Linked DNA regions of Homo sapiens: region 1 is linked to region 2. A link is an interaction called in ENCODE POLR2A ChIA-PET data of the cell type or tissue named here. Cell type or tissue: B cell. All regions are shown on one strand. Each heading gives the region's core, and the rest is flanking DNA. Links, peaks and the distances in the headings are about the cores only. Region 1 overlaps UST (uronyl 2-sulfotransferase). Region 2 overlaps MTHFD1L (methylenetetrahydrofolate dehydrogenase (NADP+ dependent) 1 like).

Region 1 (6,675 bases), core at 599-5,598, 1.9 Mb after region 2:
GTGTTTTCCTGGCACCCTCACCTCTCTCTGATCACTCCCTTTCCATCTTCTCTACGCCCTCCTCTTTCCCAGCCTGTCTTATAAAGACCAGTCCTCCTCAGGCTCTGTTCCAGCCTCTTCCCTTCTCCCTGGTTACTCCCTGGGTGGCAGCATCCAACCCTCTATCCTTTAGTCCTCATAGCACTGTGAACAACAAAATGAACAGTTTATATAAACAATGACAGCTTTTTTGACCTTCGTTTTCCACAGAGCTGCCAAATTTAATAAGGTTAATGACATTGCCAGAGGGTTATGTCGCGGTCAGAAACAGGAGTGCTATTTTGTGCCAGGAGAAACAGAGACTCAGATTCAACCAATATTGATGGGGAACACCCATTATGAGTTTGGATCATCATATACATTATTTTATTTGATATTCTCAATAACCCTGTGAGGTGAATATCATGACCCCTCTTTTGCAGATGGAGAAATAGAAACTTACCCAAGGTCACATAGCTGGCTGGTAAGTGAAAAAACGAATTTGAATCTGGGTCCCCATCTATGTTGAGATTTTTCCCTAACTTTAAGTACTGCACCATAACCAGGGCAGCTTTCATGAGCCTGTAGAAAACTATCACCTTCATATGGAAAGACCAGAGGTGGTTTGTCTTGTATAATAAGCAGAGAATTCTTAAAAATCTCATTTCAAAGACATATGGATGTGTGTCTTGCTGTACGATAATCGGTGCTATGGAAAAGTCATTCCATTGCTAAGTTTTCCACATTTTTGTAAAATGCCAGACTTTCCATCCAAACAAAACAAAGCTACATGGACTATGGAATCAGCCTCTCTCCAGACTGCCATAATAGCAGCTCTAGAGGAAGTTGTTAGGATTTTTTTTCAAATAATTGTTGTTATTTCAGCCACAAAACAATTATGCTTTAAAAATCTATACTTATTAGTAGCATTCCTTGGGAAGGGAAGAAGCCCTCGTTAGGTGAGCACATACTGTCGGATTAACCATGAAGAAGTGAAGACCTCACTCCATGAGCGTTCTCTGATCCTAGCAGGAACTGAGAGTAACTTCAAGGGGCTCATGTCTCTTGTGCCCACTGATAAACATTTTAAAAGAAAGAGACGAATACAGAGCTCCTCCCTTTAAGACAGGGTGGCAAAAAGGCAGCCCAAGATCGGACTGGCAGGCAATGTGTTGTTTGGCCCGTGGGGTATTTTTTTTTTTTTAGAAATGGATTCAGTTGTTGTAAGGCTTGGTCTATTTCACATGGAAAGCTGGATTTCTGGCTTTTCTCAAAGGGCGGCTACATTCTTCTGGAGCCAAGTGTGACTGCCCCCGTGAAAGAGGCCAGGGCTTTCCAGTTTGCCTCAGACTCTAAATGCCGGTTCATTCTTTTATGTTACCTGACTGGCTGTTATAGAAAGTCGAGTTTTATGCTTCTGCTTTAAAGATTCTAAAATTCAGGCTTTCATAAACCTAGAGAGTAAGTGCTTCTCGTCAAAATCAAGGCTTCAATTAGGCCTCACTGGTGTGCCCAATATCATCTTCCTTCCCTCTTTCTGCAAAGATTTGTTGAATAGCTATTCTGCACCACGCACAGGAATTGTTGCAGTGAATGGGGCATCATCATCATCACCATCATCATCATCATCAGTTGGCACTTTGAGAGCTTTCTCTGTGCCAAGAATTGTAAGATATCTAAACACACATTTAATCCTTATAAAGCTCCCAGTGCTGTAGAGGTCTCTTATTATCACCATTTAAAGCTGTGGCATTGGAATTTAGAAGTTTGTGCAGGCTCACACAGCTGGTAAGTGGTGAAGCCCGAAGTTGGGTGTGGGGAAGTCTGACTAATGAGCCCAGGTTCTTAACTCTCCACATTGCTGACGAGTGGATGGAGCTCACAGTCTAAGGGAGATGCCTGCTCACAAGGCTTGTCACCATGGGGGCAGAGAGGGCATCTCACTCTGATTCATTTGCTGGAGTCAACATTTCTTCTGTTTGGTCAGAAATCCTCACCAGGGAGACCAGGCTTATTGGGCTTATCTTAAATACTCTGCATGGAGTTGGGTCTTTCATACTTACTACAAGATCATGAAGATTTGCCGTATGTGCTGTGTGTGCACGTCTGAGAGTATAGATTCTGTGTGTGTTTCAATCAAGAGATGGAAAACTTTTAGGAGGCCTCTGAGGCACTATCCACCTCCTAAAAAATTTTCTCTAGATTTTATTCTTAACATCTCCACCAGGTTTCATTTAGCTGTTCTTCCAAAGAGGCTTTTTATACTGAGTGATCAGGACAAAAGCGATACCCCATTTATCTTTGTATTTCCACAGCTCAGCACCTGGGGAAACACAGTTCTCCTCTGTACAGGCTTCTTGAGGGAACAAAAGAAACCATCAGAAGGACGAGGGTGCTGTCAGATTCAAGGAAGGCTTGGCTGTGTCTGTGAGATGGAGACAGACAGCTGGGCACAAAGGCAGTATCTGAAGGAGTTTCACAGAAATTCCTAGGAGACCCACAAATGCTGGGTCCTTAGCGAGAAGCAGTCTACCCTCCCATCTGGCTGGGGTCTGTACATTTCAGTGTTTAACTTTGTGGTTTGGTTGCCTTTTGGGACCAATAGTGCTGGCAAGGCACATTTTTCTGCCTCTCTACTTTAATTCATCAATACTTTTTGGCAAAAAGAAGCTGTGGCTTCAGGATGTTTTTGATATTTTTTTAAAAAGTTTTTTCTTATTACCTTTAGGGATTGGTCAAATAATTCCCTTAGTTAATTTTATGATAACTATTGAAAATTTCCTCAAAATAGGCACTGGTTTTGAGCTATGAAGTGTTCAGAAGAGGGAAAACAAAGTAAAAAAACAAACTTTGAGCTTTCTATTTAAAGAACACAATAGAGATTGTTTTTTCTTTATAGACATGTCCAATCAGCCATAGAGTCAGGGCCACAGGGGGATAGACTTCCAGGCTCTGCGCTGTCCCTGGGGAGGGAGTGGCAGGGACACTACAGAGTAGTTACGGTCCTGAGTGGAGATTCTTCTAACAGCTGGCCCCCAGTGACATAAAAATCTGTAGTTGGCCACCCAATGTTGGTAGAGAATAAAACCTGGCATGAGGCCAGGAGGGGGCTGCTTTCTGTATTATTAAAACTTTACAAATAGTAGCCCGAACAGTGCAACTTCTCATACAAGTCCTGCAGAGAAGCACATCCCTCTCATTTTCATAGGGCTCTGTGGATTAATGCGCTTTCACATCGCCCCTCACTACCTTGCTCAATCTTCCCAGTACCCATTTTACTTACAGATACCAAGGGCCCCAGAGGTCACAAGACCAGCTCAAGGCTGTACAGCCAGGACATTTCAGTCCAAGCACTGGAAAGTGGGCTTTCTGATTCTCAGCCTTGCACCTTTTTGCTACACCACAGGCTGTTAATTTCCAAATTGAGTGGAAATCTATAACCACCCACTTCTCCTTGCCCTGTGTGTATTCTGGCATTCAGGGAATCCATTGAAAAGAAGGGCTTGAGTGTTCTAAGATGAGGGGAATGCTTTGGTAAGTCTGGGAGGATCTGGTGAAAAACTTGCAAGCCAGCAAAAATGTTTTCACACTGAAAGGGACTGTGTCTTTTTCATTTTTAGTTCCCCAGTGTCCAGCTCCATGCCTGGCACCTAACCACCCTCCATAAATGTTTGTTGATTTGAAACCTGTATTTTAAATCCATCTGCAAGACTGGATTAACCCAAAGGGCAACTTTCAGTGTTGACTATGCATACTTCACTTTTTAGCTAAATTCCTTCCTTAGTTGAGGGTCCTTCCTGAGCAAACTTTCCATTTCTGGAAATTGAATTTCTGGATAGTAGGCTGACAGAGAAGGTTTGGATCACAGGTTGTTCTGGAGAGGTAGTGGTATTTGCTTTTCTTAGCCACTCTGTTGAAGAACATTATGTTATGGTGACAGAACGCTTGCAAATACTTAGCCAAGCTTAAGACATGCCATGATAAGGAAGGTTCACCACAAACACAAATAGCTATGTAGAAGCCACCGTCTTGCAGCTAATGAATTTGTGCTGGGTGTGATATTTACCCCAGCCATTAACTGAAGATTCAAACACTGTTGGGTAAAAAGACATTTATTTGTGTGACCTGACTTTGCTGTATGAATGCTGGTCAGTTACTTAATTTGCCATCACTTTTGGTACTTTTTAGTGATGTTTCTCCATTAGCAAAATGAAAGTGTTTTATTTAGAAGGAAAACAGTCATTCAATCACATCCATTTGACCTATGTGCCAAGGACTTTGCTGTGGATACAATGTGAACTGTGGCTCTTTGGTCAGTCTTGAACACTTCCTGGTGGAAGAACTTAGCCCGGGCTTTTGGGAGTATCCACAGAAAGCTGGTGGCTCAGGGAAAAGGCTGCAGGGAAAAAGTTCTACTGGGACCTTGGAAACACATCTCTGCCCGGCACCAGGCACACCCATCTGCATGAAATGCATATGTCAGTGGATTGCACACAGATTCTGGTTTGCCAACTCAGGGGCTCCTCCCAATGCCCTGCCAAACAAACACTAGCTTAACTTCTGGATGTGAATGATAAATATCACTCGCCAGTAACCTGTCTGCATGCAAGACTGGGCAGTGACAAGCACGATGTGCTCACTGCCCAAGATTTTGCTTTGATTTTGTTTTACTGCCCAAGATCTGAACATTTTTTGCAAACATAGCAGCTTCTCTACCTCTGCTGCATTGACATATGTTTGAACTGGTTCATAATCTTCAGTACTCCTAAAAGTCCCTTTAATGTAAATAGAAAGGAAATCACAGACCTGTTCCTGGGAGTCCCACTTCCCACCTCTCTTCATCTGTCAAACATGCATAATGGAAAAACGATGTAGCCCTGGCTCTGGGCCAGAATAAACAATCTGGAAATACTGTATAAACCCAGCTGCTGCACCGGAGGACAGAGGCCTCGCTTTATGACCTCCGAGATGGTTAACCATACGCAAAATAACAAAAGCTCACCACCAACTTGCAGTGTATTTTGATGCTGGGCTGGCTCTGGCATTCCTTTCCTTGATCCGAGTGTATGCACACTCCGCGCTGACCAGAGCCCTCTTCCCTTAACAATCTGCACTTGTTTTAACCTGGTCCAGCAGAGATTATGTGCACCAAACAAATACTAGTTTAATAACAACCAAAAGAGGGGCCAAAGTTTACCAGCGAAAAAAAATAAGCATGGACAAAAGACAGGCACCAGTTCTACAGCTTCAGGGGAGCTGAGTGGTGATCAACTGAGAGGCCTTGCTGTTTTAAGAAGCGCCCTGTCTAAGAAACTGACTTACTCATCTCAGGTTAGATTACAGCCAGAGATTCCCAGCACACGGGGATAAAGCACACTTTCTCAGGCAACAGGTGTGCCGAAAGTCACGGTCAAGTGGAGCACTCGGCAGTGGGAGAGGAAGTACCGTCGGTGTACTCCCCAGGGTTGGCAAACGCCTGCCACCTCCATTCCCATACAGCCCTGCACCACGCTGGCCGCTCCCAAAACTGTGTGAACATGATGCTTGTCACAGATAGAGTAAACTCATTTCCTGAATTATAGGGGAGGCCATACAGTTCAAAGAGATGAAATACAGCTGCAGGGCCGCCGGACTCCCTAGGGCTGCCTCCAGCGGAAATGAATGTGTGTCACTGCGGCTCACAGCGATATGTGCTGGGCTGGCCGGGCCAGCGCTACATTTGCCACTCAGATATGATCGATGGCATGTTAAGACCACCTTCCTGGTGGTATGGCCATGAAGGGAGAAAAGAACAAAAAGCACTTCATGGCTGCCTTGGTGCTGAGGGTTGATAAAGTAAACAGAAAACTTTTGGGGTGTGTTTTGCAGTCTTTTATTCAGATCTGGAAATATAAATAATTAAAAATAATTTGAGATCACTTGGACCTTCAAGAGAATCTTTGATCTATGTAGCCAAGTAAAAGTTCATGATTTACTTTCTTGTTGTTTAAAAATGCAGAAACCGCTAGGTTCCTTTGATGAAAGAGAATGAAGGGTTTCTAATGCACACACTTTGCTTGGATTTTTGGAAGCAGGGAACACAGTAAAAGGAACCAGGAAGAGAAAGTATTGGTCTGTGTGGGGTAGGTCGCTGAGGGCCCACCAAGACCAGGGCACTGGGCCCCTGTGGAATGGAAATCAGCCCGGAGGAGGAATGCATTTTCAGAAACATCACGGAGGCGGGTCCTAACCCCATGGAATTGGAGATGAGGGCAGCTGTTGGACGGGCTTCTAGGTTATTGCCTGGGGCTTCTAGGTTATTGCCTGGGGGATTCAACTCCACACTACTTATGCTCAGAATCTGCTGAAATTGCTAGCGGGGGTGGGCGGTGGTGGTAGTTAGTTATTTTCTTGCCTGGATTCTTTTTGCTTAGTCATCAATGCTGTACTGAGCACCGACTAAGCTCAATGCTTGATTCCAGGAAATAAGAGAAATAAAATAAAATAAAAGCTAAAAACACAGGCTCTTTCTTCTAGAAGGAGTACACAATAAAGGGAGAAGCAAATGTGCAATCCTTCCAACAACTTCCTGGGCAATCTGGAGATCTCTGTTTCACTGCGGATGGGAAGGATGCTCCTCACAGTGGGGCACCACAGGAGGGAGAGAAAGGGGGATCA
Region 2 (6,675 bases), core at 969-5,968:
GATGAATATATAAATAAAATATTGAGTTATGAGAGACCTAGTTATCTCCTTTTTACTTTATGTTAAATTTTTTACAATAAGCTAATATTATTTTCAGAATTAGAAAAGACTTTTAGAAAAAGGAAATAATTCTCCATTTAATGGAGGGGTCATTTATATTTTTAAAGAAGTTGCAACAGTGCATATAATGGTTTGATAACAGTCATTTCCCCCTAACGCTTGACCTGGTCAAATGTAAAAATATGAAGATGATTTTTATTTCAAATTGACTTTTCACTTTAGATTACAAATGTTGCTTTAAACCAGTGCTGCTTTTTGCTGTTTGTTTGTATTTTTTAAAGATGGGGTCTTGCTATGCAGCTCAGGCTGGTCTTGAACTCCTGGCCTCAAGTGATCCACCCACAGTCTCCAGAGTAATTGGGTTATAGGCACAACCCGTCATGCCAGGCCCACTTTAGGCTATCGATAAAATAGTTGCCTGTGATCTAAACTGATATCAATATTCAGCTATTAAGGGATTAGATACTGATGACAGTTTACAGCCCTAAAAAATATATCATTTGTTGTGTTGGGGAGAAGGGGCTGTTCATTCTTCCCTTATAGAATCCAGTGTGGCTATTTCCTAAAAATCTTCAAGCTGTGCCACAAATGCATACATATATCATAATCTTACCAGCACGGTTATTTTTTTCCACTACAGTTAAAAAAGAGACAGGCCATTTAATTTTTGTTCCTTCAAAGGTCTTTGTTAGGTAAAGAAACTTAGAATTTCAGAAAAAGAATTGTTGATCCCTTGGTGTTTAATCTGTTCTTGAAAATTCATCTTTAGTCTTCTTTTCTATTTACAACATGGCAGGCCAATTTCAGCTTGATTATACATATTAATGCTAGCAAAAAGCCAGCGTGGAGAAATGTTCTACTGGCCATGGACTGCATTGGCTGTAACCCCAGGCAGTCGTGCTAGCTAGCATTCTCCAGCATGAGGCTGGAGGCCCAGCTTTGTTTACAAGTAAGGAACCTGAAAACAGTATCATCACAGCTTTGTTTTAGAAGTATCAGTTTTGTGTTCCAAGCTAAGGTCAGAGCCATCCATATCTGGATTTCTGATTTTATTGACAAGCCCAAAATGGAGTAAAGCACAAGGACTGGATAAGAAAATCTGCTGCAGGATTCTTCCTTCATAAACAGACAACACATCCTACCAAGTTTTCCTTAAGTGTTCCTATCTGAACAGGGTGAGAAAGCCTGCAAACCCACCTACCAAGATCATCTGAAGCCTGGAAGAAAGGAACCAATTTCACAAATCAAATGCTTTTTCAAGGTCTTAATGGCCAAGAGTTTGTTTATTAATTGCAGACAAATATGCATCAAGCATACTGCCATAAAACAACCCTGACTAAACTGTGCCCTAAACTCAGAGACCCCGGAGCCAATCTAACCAGAGGCAGCTCCTTGCAGGGTGTGGGCCCAGAGGGTGCCTGCAGGTGGAGCCAACCCCTCCCCTCAGCCAGGAACTTTCCCACACTCGATTATGGGGACATTAAGTTTGGGGTTCTAGGTTGGAAAGGGGCTCAGGAATCTAACTGCAGTGAGCCTGGAAGCCTGCGGGAGAAGGGTGAAGCCACAGGCAACCAAGGTGTGGAGCAAAGGATGAATTCCTTACAATGCCAACTGCTGAGGGATTCAGAGAGGCCCTGGCTGTCTGTCCCTCTTACAAAAAAGCTACAGAAGCTGGGCATGATGGCTCACACCTGTAATCCTAGCACTTTGGAAGGAGGAGGCGGGCGGACCACTTGAGGCCAGGAGTTCAAGGCCAGCCTGGCTAATGTGGCGAAACCCCGTCTCTATAAAAATACAAAAACAGTTAGCCAGGCGTGGGGGTGCATGCCTGGAATCCCAGCTACTTGGGAAGCTGAGGCACAAGAATTGCTTGAACCCAGGGGGCAGAGGTTGCAGCGAGCCAAAATCGCACCAGTGCACTCCAGCCTGGGTGACTTCATCTCAAAAAAAAAAAAGAAAAGCTACACAAAGAGAAGGAGAAAGAGGAGGACAGGAAAGTGGGACAGGAGGAGGGAAAAAGGATTTGAAGAAATCACTATATCATTAAAGAGGTGATTTTTTTTTTTTTTTTTTTTTTTTGAGACAGTCTTGCTCTGTCACCTAGGCTGGAGTGCAGTGGCGTGATCTTGGCTCACCGCAAGCTCCGCCTCCCAGGTTCACGCCATTCTCCTGCCTCAGCCTCCTGAGTAGCTGGGACTACAGGTGCCTGCCACCACGCCTGGCTAATTTTTTGGTATTTTTAGTAGAGACGGGGTTTCACCATGTTAGCCAGGATGGTCTCGATCTCCTGACCTTGTGATCCACCTGCCTCGGCCTCCCAAAGAGCTGGGATTACAGGTGTGAGCCACCGCGCTTGGCCTGTTTTGGATAATATTTTTGCTTTATTTGTGGTTATAAATAATTGAACTCACTTCCGGGGATTTTTCCTAAGGAGATAATTAAACAGATGCACAAATCCACATGCCCAAGGTTGTTAATTCTAGCAGTTTAAAATGGCAAAAATTGGGAACACTTTGATTGCCCATCAATAGAAAATTGGTCAAGTAAGTTGTGGAACATCCCTATTCTATGTTCAAATTATTTTTCTGCATCAGTGCACTTGGACAATTAGAAACACTCAGAACTACCAGGGTAGCACTTATTGATGGAACTAGAGGTGCCAGAAGATGTGTAAGATGGGATCTCCACCCTCATCCTGGGCATTTTGCTACTCCCCCAGCCCCTGCTTCCCCAACATGTTTAAGAATCTGGGATGTGGCCAGGTGCGGTGGCTCACACCTGTAATCCCAGCACTTTGGGATGCCAAGGTGGGTGGATCACTTGAGGTCAGGAGTTCGAGAAAAGCCTGGCCAACATGGTGAAACCCCATCTCGACTAAAAATACAAAAATTAGCTGGGCATGGTGGCGCATGCCTGTAATCCCAGCTACTCGGGAGGCTGAGGCAGGAGAATCGCTTGAACCCGGGAGGCAGAGTTTGCAGTGAGCTGAGATCACACCACTGCACCCCAGTCTTGGCAACAGAGCAAGACTCTGTCTCAAAAAAAAAAAAAAAAAAAGAATCTGGGATGTGAGTGATGGAATGTTATGTTGTCATGAAAAATGGTGACATAGCTCAATATTCACTCACATGGAGCTCAGTATGCCACATATGCTTGAATAATCAGGTTGCTTACACAATAGCATGTGAGTGTGACCTCATGGCTGAGAGACTCTATCAGCGTCAAAACAGTCCTCGCAGGTCAACAGTTGTTTCCTCTGAGTGCTTGGGTTTGGGATGTTTTACTTTTTCACTTCTGTTTTCTGAATTTTTAGAATATTTCTACAATGAAACTACATTCTTTTTATAACCAGAAAAAGAAATAAAGAAAAAAGCACTTACATTAATAATTAAATACGTAAAAACAAAGTTACCTAGGAGTCAATTCCAATTACAAGAAATGTCTCTGCCTGACAAATAGGTTTTGTGCCTGAAGCTTTGTATACATCATAAGCAATAGTCACTGAAATGAAATTTCAAGGCAGCAAAGGAATTTATATGGTCTCATGATGTTCCCTCAGGTCACACTGAATAAATATTTGAAATCCCTTGCTTTCTATCATCTTTTCAGCTAGTGAATGTACTTCTTTTTTTAAAAAGAAGGGGAAAAAGGCAAACACTCCTTTTCACAAAAACTATGAATTTGTCTTTTATAAAATAACCAACACAAATGAAAATGGCCCAACATTAGTTTTGAAATGCAGAAAAAGGGAAATAATGAGCTTTTGAAATGTGAATATGTAGGTAAGATCAAGGATATTAACAGGAAAACATGTTTCATATGATTATCTGTACCTTTTCCACGAAAATATTTCAAGTAGAACGCACAAAACAAACTGCTCAGTTCAAAATAGTTTACTTTCAATTCCTATTTTGATTTTTATAATGAAAAATGAAATTCAAAAAGTCAAGGAGGAGCAGGGGTAATAACAACATAATATGAGAAACAAAAGATAAAGCACTGCAACTTGTTTGACTTTATCTTGTGTAGAGTCGACTAGTTTGCTCTGCACTGAAAATAAAAACTTATCTCACACCAAATAAAGAAATGCCAAATGAAATGGACGAAATGTCAAATGTGAGAATAGGATGGATTGAGGGGTACGAGGAGAGAGATAAATAGGGAAGAGTTTTGTAAATATGTCTGCTTGATCAAGTAGATGTTAGATGGTGTCTTACCCAGCAACTAAGACGTATTTTCCATCTGCTTGATCCTTTAACCTTTCTAGCACGGACAAACGTACTTTGGCTTTGCTTTTGCCATAGATTTCAATTTCATCTGCAAGCAATCCAATCTCCTTGGCAAGGACATCCACAGCTTTTGGAGTTTGTCCTCTTGAAATCTCAATGTCACTGAGGGGAAAGACAATACGAAAGAGAGAAAAGGCTTCTCAGCTTAGGTGGTCACAACTGGAGTGAAAACAGCCACACATCACGCCAACGATGAAATCAATGCAATTACTTTGGGGTCCTTTCTCCCAGGCAGTAATAAGCACAACTGCTAATAATTAACGTGTATGAGAAAATGGTGTATCATTTTAGAAATGCAACTCCAAAAAACTCACAAAGATCCTAGAATTGTGTCCAGGTGGAAGTATAACACCTATGGCATAGAGACAAGAACAGCATATTATAATGTGTCCAAAACCCTCCTGCAAGTGTGATTCGACTACAGAGCAAAATGCTCTGTATGGGCCATCATGGTATTCATTAGCGATGAATAGAGGGTCATTGCATAATAATCTCCGATCGGGCTGGCCACATGTTTCTCTTGGCTATTCAAAAATGTGAACATTACTATCACATTAGAGATTAAGTACAAAAAAAAAGAAAAAATGTGGAAATGCTATTTCGTTTTATCTGTGTCCACACTTCCCCCTCTCTATTTACAGTCTAAAATCATATTTCAAAATGTTTTATTAATTACATAACTGTCGGTAAAAGGACCTAGTGCCCTGAGCCCAAGTTCAGACAGGAAATTGTAGGAACTCCAGAGAGTCATTGGGCACGTAACTGAACTCTTCTATTTTACTGGCCACCACTGCTCGTCTTACAGGAGTGGTCTGGATACCAGCATGTGTAATGCTGGACTCTTTCCTCTGGGGCTCATGTGCTCAGTCATTTCTTTGCTGGGCAGTCAGGCCCTTCATGTGTCTGAGAGTGAGAGATGGAAGGCACACCTGTTCCCCCAGCAGCAAGACTAACCCCGGGAGACCACGCGGCGGGGGACTACCCTTAAAGGTTGCATCAGAGAGGACAGCTATTCCTTCACTCACCCCAGAACACTTATTTTTGTTGTGGTCTGCCTCCTTGCGGTGGGCAGATCAACCCCCTCAGTGGACTTTAGTCAGCCCCTTGGCCCTGACTGTTTCTGTAGCTACTGCAGGTAATCTACCCTCAGTGTTCAGACCACCCTAGACTCTCCTCCAGGATCCTGTAGGGGCCTGACCCGGGGGTAAGAGGCAACAGCAAACACACCTCCACCCAGACTTCTCCAAAGGGCACCAGAGAAACTAGGAGTTCAGGTTACCCCCCTCAAGTACCGCTGAGTATTCCTTTCCAGGCCTCCACCTATCCGACCTTTCCTTTCTAGCCTCCTACTTTGTTTTGCCTTCCTGGCCATAGTTTTTTTCTGTCTCTCTCTTCCCACAATCTCCTAAATTGAAGAGCTTAATCTTGAACAATGTGTAAGCTTTTGGCAGGCTGCAGAGGCTCACGCCTGTAATCCCAGCACTTTGGGAGGCCAAGGCGGGAGGATCACTTGAGTCCATGAGTTTGAGACCAGCCTGGCCAACATAGCAAAATCCCGTCTCTACTAAAAATACAAACAAATTAGCCAGGTGTGGTGGTGGCACCTGTAGTCCCAGCTACTCGGGAGGCCGAGGCAGGACAATCACTTGAACCTGGGAGGCGGAGGTTGAGGTGAGCTGAGATTGCACCACTGCACTCCAGCCTGGGCAACAGAATAAGACTGTCTCAAAAAACAAACAAGCAAACAAAACAGGCCTGGCATGGTGGCTCATGCCTGTAAGCCCAGCACTTTGGGAGCACAGGAGGGCAGATCACTTGAGGTCAGGAGTTCAAGACCAGCCTGGCAAACATGGTGAAACCCTGTCTCTACTAAAAATACAAAAATTAGCCAGATGTCCTCGCTTGAACTCAGGAAGTGAAGGTTACAATGAGCAGAGATGAAGCCACTGCACTCCAGCCTGGGCAACAGAGCAAGGCTCTGTCTCAAAAACAAAACAAAACAAACACCTGTAAGGTTTTCTCTTTACTAGCTAGTCACAGAGACATCATCCGATTTTTGGGGTGATTTATAAACTACTCAGCCTGCTTCTCTTTGCCCAGTGGGTCTAGAAATCAATGATTTCAAAGTAAATTCTTCTTGGGGGAGAAAAGGATTTAATTATTTAACAAGAAGAATTTACTTTGAAACTTTGGTACACAATTTGGTGGAATCTATCTTAATCTTTTTTAGCACTTTGTAAGTAGAAATTATTGATTTACTTTTAAAATCTAAGGTCTTATAACAACAAAAATAACTCTAAAATAAGATATTTTATGAAACAGATTG

The links. Peaks named below come from ENCODE experiments on the same cell type or tissue, not always from the same donor. Only the 100,000 strongest peaks of a DNase experiment are listed, where the experiment ranks them.
Region 1: POLR2A ChIA-PET joins it to region 2 with 10 read pairs; 1 of 35 experiments calls an interaction of 5 or more read pairs at or near these places.

The regions. Positions count from the first base shown.
Region 1 is chr6:149,059,441-149,066,115 of GRCh38, reverse strand. The region is part of intron 7 of UST (uronyl 2-sulfotransferase); the gene reads right to left. Among named protein-coding and RNA genes, the nearest start is that of UST-AS2, 30 kb to the right of the region's middle. RefSeq lists enhancers at 1-124, 145-224. In B cell, for the core only: no CTCF peak of the experiment used is centred there; a DNase peak (open chromatin) is centred at 5,545; H3K4me3 peaks cover 350 bases; H3K27ac peaks cover 1,295 bases.
Region 2 is chr6:150,923,898-150,930,572 of GRCh38, reverse strand. MTHFD1L (methylenetetrahydrofolate dehydrogenase (NADP+ dependent) 1 like) reads right to left here. Exons shown (of 28, transcript NM_015440.5): 11 at 4,278-4,451. Among named protein-coding and RNA genes, the nearest start is that of MTHFD1L, 62 kb to the right of the region's middle. In B cell, for the core only: a CTCF peak has its summit at 1,420; a DNase peak (open chromatin) is centred at 3,262; H3K27ac peaks cover 1,749 bases.